Linked DNA regions of Homo sapiens: region 2 is linked to region 1. A link is an interaction called in ENCODE POLR2A ChIA-PET data of the cell type or tissue named here. Cell type or tissue: endothelial cell of umbilical vein. All regions are shown on one strand. Region 1 overlaps DOCK10 (dedicator of cytokinesis 10). Region 2 overlaps DOCK10 (dedicator of cytokinesis 10).

Region 1 (2,500 bases):
TCTGCAGCCTCAGCCTCCCAAGTAGCTGGGACTACAGGCGCCCACCACCACGCCTGGCTAATTTTTTGTATTTTTAGTAGAGACAGGGTTTCACTGTGTTAGCCAGGATGGTCTCAATCTCCTGACCTCGTGATCCGCCCGCCTCGGCCTCCCAAAGTGCTTGGATTACAGGCGTGAGCCACCACGCTTGGCCGATTTTTTTTTTAACAAGTTTCTAGACATCTTGAATATATGAGTATCTGTCTGTGCATACATATTAAGAGAATACAGTTTTTTGATGAAAAAGCTATGTCTCAAAAAGATTTAATCTATGCATAGGAAAAAAAATAAGAGATTTAGGTCCTCTATGTATTATAAAGTAATTTAAGATACTCTTCTGTATTTCTGGATGGGTTCTTTCTTTTCATTCAAGAGGATGACATTTAGGTGGGAACTATGAAAGTGCAAACATCATCACAAGTTCACTGGCATTAATCCACAGGCCAACTGGAAATGAGAATAGAAGCGTCTCTGAGTGAACACTTGACGTAGGACACTGGAAGAAGCAGTGCACACTGATGGAATGGGCAAGTGGTTCATGCCAGAAGATAAAGGACTTAACATACCAGAAGCAGGTACAAATATACAGTAACTGGGAAAATGAAATAATGCCTGAGGAAACAATAGAAAGAGCTAAGAAAGCATTACAGAGGAAACACAGAGCATTCAACAAACCAACAGGAAAGTCTTCCTTAAATTAACACAGGAATCTCATGTACTTGTAATGTTGACTTCAAAAGGACAGCACTTTAGTTTTCTCCTCTATCTTTTTCTTTCCTCTCTCTCCCCATTTAATTATTTATGTGCACAGGTACACATTATTTATACATTTAAAAATTCACCTAGCCCATTAATGCAAAGAGATGGAATTCTAAGTAGCTAAGGCAAATTCCTGATATTACTGTGGTGGGCGCCACTCAGTTAAAGGGAGAAAACTTCCCACTTACTGCAGACAGGAAATGAGACAAGTCACACAGCACAAGGGGATATGAGCAATTTCCAAGAGGCATTTCATACCTTAATATATGACTGGACAGAATGATCCAGCTGCTCCTCATGGCACTTGGCCACAATGTCGGTCAGAACCCTGCAAAAGCAAAGCTGTTCAGTGGCCTTTCTGGAGAGGGCAGAAAAACCCCGCTTTAGTTTGTCATTACAGTGCTTTGTAAATTGGGTATTTAATAATTACTGGGTGAATGAATGAACCAATCTCTGACTCCTTCCTTGCCCTCCTCAGCCCCATATCCAATACTGGGCATTTAATATCTATAGCATCAATGAGCCATTTCCATCGATTAGCCATTTCCAACTTTGAAACTTTGAAACACAAAGATGTAAGTAGTGTTGTAATATCACAATGGAGACTTTTTGTCCAAGTTGAATGTGCTAATTATGGTCTGTGCGTTTTTGACATTATCTTTTTGCAAAAGGGATTATTTTTAGTGCCTAATTAAAATTTTAGACTTTTAATTTCAAATTAATAATCATATTTCATTTGAAGAGGGCTTGCCTTCCAACCTATAGGCACTATATATGCTTTTGGAAAAAGTAATTAGGTTAAGATGCAGTTGTTTTGTTTTGCTTTGTTTTTCCCTTAGCTGGGTTGGGGTTTCTAGCAGCAATGATGTACAGGTGGATCTTTTTTCACATTAACACTACCAGCTGCTCCATGGCTATAGTGCTTAGGAATATCTCAGAATTTCAACAGATCTATCAGCTGCAATATCTAGGAGTCTTGCCAACACAGAGACACATTCACATGCTGAAAAGAGCATGAGTTGAAGGCACAGCTGGGGACTTTTGATGCAGGTCCAGAACTGGATGGTTGTGAAGCCATTAGAGATATTTAAATTGTCCAGAATTTCAGGCTCTGCTTTAAAAACTAGGCTACAAACCCTCATTCAGAAAGAGGTCAGTAATATGCCTGTGAGTTAGAAAGATACTGGAAACATTTCAATGCCAAAAGTAACATTTTTTTCCAGAATGCTATGACTAAATTTTTTAAAAAAATGAACAGCACAAATATATAATTTAATAATTAATTCAAAGCACTATCTCTATAAAGAAGAAATTGTGATTTGTGAAGGCATTGGCCAGATTAGAGATGTTGGAAGAATTCAGTATAGCCAAATTTAAAGTGAGAACAGTTAAAGCATTTAATACTTAAAAAAAAGGTTCTTGTGGGAATGCAAAATTATACAGCCACTCTGGAGAATAGGCACTTTCTTAAATATCAAACATGCAACCACCCTGCCCCCCAGCAATTACACTTTGGGCATTTACTTAAGAGAAACGAAGACTTATGTTTACACAAAACCTCTACATGAATGTTCATAGCACTTCTTTTTTTTTGAGACGGAGTCTTGCTCTTTCACCCAGGCTGGAGTGCAGTGGTGCAATCTCAGCTCACTGCAAGCTCCGCCTCCTGGGTTCATGCCATTCTCCTGCCTCAGCCTCCCGA
Region 2 (2,500 bases), 100 kb after region 1:
GGACTTACTTCTTTCCACATTCCCATAAGAAGCAGCCTTGGTGGATTTGACTAATGAAAGCGTCCTGATTTTCTGGCATCATGGGTGTGTGACCCCAGCAAGACCCATTCAACGCTTTCCTGCCGAACTCTGAATCTTGAGTGGAAGGATGCAAATGTTGATGAAAGGATTGGAATTGTTTCATTTCTGGGGCTACACTCCCACAAGACTTTCCATTAGTTTGAATCATCAAAACCACCCATTTCCCACTGTTCTGAGCTTCTCTAAGTCCATTCCTCGTTCTTTTCTGAGCCCATCTCTCCACTCTTCCTTCTGTCCCCTTCTCTGGACTGTGTTTGTTCATTGGAGTAGGTTTCCAATGCTTGCAACTATAGGAATCTAATGAGATATAATACAAGGAATAGTGCCTAGAATAAGGGACTACTATTTCCTCAATTTTTATGTTTATTTGGATTTGAATGGTCTTAAAGGAGGACCTCTTTTAGCTAATGACTTCTGTCTTTGAGGTGTGGGAATTTAGGTTTGGTAAACTCCTGAATTACCAGTGCAACCCAAGATTGTCTCATTCTGTGAAAAGTACACCAGGTATCAAGCATCCTGAAAATGGGGGCTTAAGAACCTTCCTGGTTCTCCAGGGAAATACATTCAGTGCAGCCCTGATCTCTAATTTTCCATTAAGCCTTACCCATTCAACCCATCACTCTCCTATGACAGCAGAATATCTGGAAGCCAAAAAATGAGTTTAAGACCCCGTTTACCTTCAGTGACGATAGTCACATACTATAATTTTGCTCTCTGTAGGAGGTGCCTGGTTGTGTGGGAAGTTCCGGCAAACCCCTGCAATATACAACAGATCAGACACACCTAAGCTAGCAATGATTTAGGTATGTCTCATCTGTTGTATATTATAGGGGTTTCACCTTTCTTCCTCCCCCCATTTTCATCTTACAAGTCACATTTACTGTATTTATTTATTATAGTAAAACTAATTCATATGTGTTTTCTTGTAGAAATAACAGTCACACCAAATAATTGATAATAATGGTAACAATATGCACTACCATTTTAAAATAAATTACCCTGTAAATGCCAATAATGGTTATTATTTTTCTACTACCACTATCATACATAATGGCAAAGACCATAATCAGTATTTAATATCTTCTCTCACTGAATACCAACATCAACCCTGGAAAAGAACATTACTGCTCTTTTTTTTTTTTTTTAGATGAGTAAGCTTGGATTTTGAAGACTTCAACAACTTGGCTGCAAGTTGATGGGAGAATTGACATTCTAACCCAGCTCAGTTTGAAGCCTATAGTCCACTCCACTCCACTCTACCAGCAAAGAACATAGCCTTGCAAAACAGAGAACAGAAAACAGAAATGCTTTTTCTTCACTCCCTGTTGGGAGGATTCTGGAATAGAGCTGTGATTTGGCATACTATTTCTGCTCCACTTTTGAGTTTCTGCAGCAAACGGCAAGAGAAGGCTGGGGCTGGTATAATAAGGTCACCAGGCACCTCAGGGGAACAAAGTGGTAGCGAAAGAGGACCAGGCCGGGCCTGGTGGCTCAGGCCGGGTGTGGTAGCTCACGTCTGTAATCCCAGAACGTTGGAAGGCCAAGGTGGGTGGATCACCTGAGGTCAGGAGTGCGAGACCAGCCTGGCCAACATGGTGAAACCCCGTCTCTACTAAAAATACAAAAATTAGCCAGGCGTGGTGGCATGCGCCTGCAATCCCAGCTACTCGAGAGACCGAGGCAGGAGAATCTCTTGAACCCGGGAGGCAGAGGTTGCAGTGAGCTGAGATCTCATCACTGTAATCCAGCCTGGGCAACAGACTGAGCCTCCATCTCAAAAAAAAAAAAAAAAAGTTTATAGGAGGGAAAGAAAATGAAAAGGTAGATTTAAGGAACCATATAATGAATGTTATTAGTGTGTATGTCAACATCCACAATGACAATTGCCACCAATTGAGGGAATCTTTACAATCAAAAAGTTTTGTACCACGGCCACCTTCCAGGAAATAAAGGGTTGCTGGGATCATGACCCTCCTTCCTGTCCCTGTTGCTACTCTTCTTCTCTAGCAAATGGTCCAGCCCATGCTCAGAAGCTTGGCTCACTTCTGGTTTAACTCTTCTCCCTCCCTTCGCAGTCAGCTGCTAGGGAAAGGAAGACCATTCTTAGTTAAATTACAGGTACCCCTCCCATTTCCATTTTGGAAGCAGCTTCTCTGCAGCTCCCTGACACATGAGCTAACTGTTCAGTGTTGCAGCTCACACCCAGGTCCTCTGATCTGTGTTCACCTGGATTCTTAGGCAGACCAAGTTTCAAATCTCACATCTCCATTTCTTGGATTGAATTCACATCCCCCGGTTACTCCTGCTTCTTTGCATTCTTCAACCTGTCCATTTCCAACATTCATTCCTGCTTTCCTTTGTGTTTCAACCCTGATTCAGCCTTGTTTCATTGTTCCTAGAACCAAAATCCTGGCTCCTG

Evidence for each region. ChIA-PET counts read pairs that join two places held together with the same protein. Peaks named below come from ENCODE experiments on the same cell type or tissue, not always from the same donor. Only the 100,000 strongest peaks of a DNase experiment are listed, where the experiment ranks them.
Region 2: POLR2A ChIA-PET joins it to region 1 with 5 read pairs; 5 of 35 experiments call an interaction of 5 or more read pairs at or near these places.

What each region holds. Positions count from the first base shown.
Region 1 is chr2:224,836,706-224,839,205 of GRCh38, forward strand. DOCK10 (dedicator of cytokinesis 10) reads right to left here. Exons shown (of 56, transcript NM_014689.3): 25 at 1,057-1,126. Among named protein-coding and RNA genes, the nearest start is that of CCDC195, 120 kb to the left of the region's middle. In endothelial cell of umbilical vein, a CTCF peak has its summit at 1,060; a DNase peak (open chromatin) is centred at 1,056; H3K27ac peaks cover 2,388 bases.
Region 2 is chr2:224,939,987-224,942,486 of GRCh38, forward strand. The region is part of intron 1 of DOCK10 (dedicator of cytokinesis 10); the gene reads right to left. It overlaps LOC124906121 (a long non-coding RNA gene), which reads left to right. Exons shown (of 3, transcript XR_007088106.1): 3 at 1,229-1,298. Among named protein-coding and RNA genes, the nearest start is that of MIR4439, 69 kb to the right of the region's middle. In endothelial cell of umbilical vein, no CTCF peak of the experiment used is centred here; no DNase peak of the experiment used is centred here.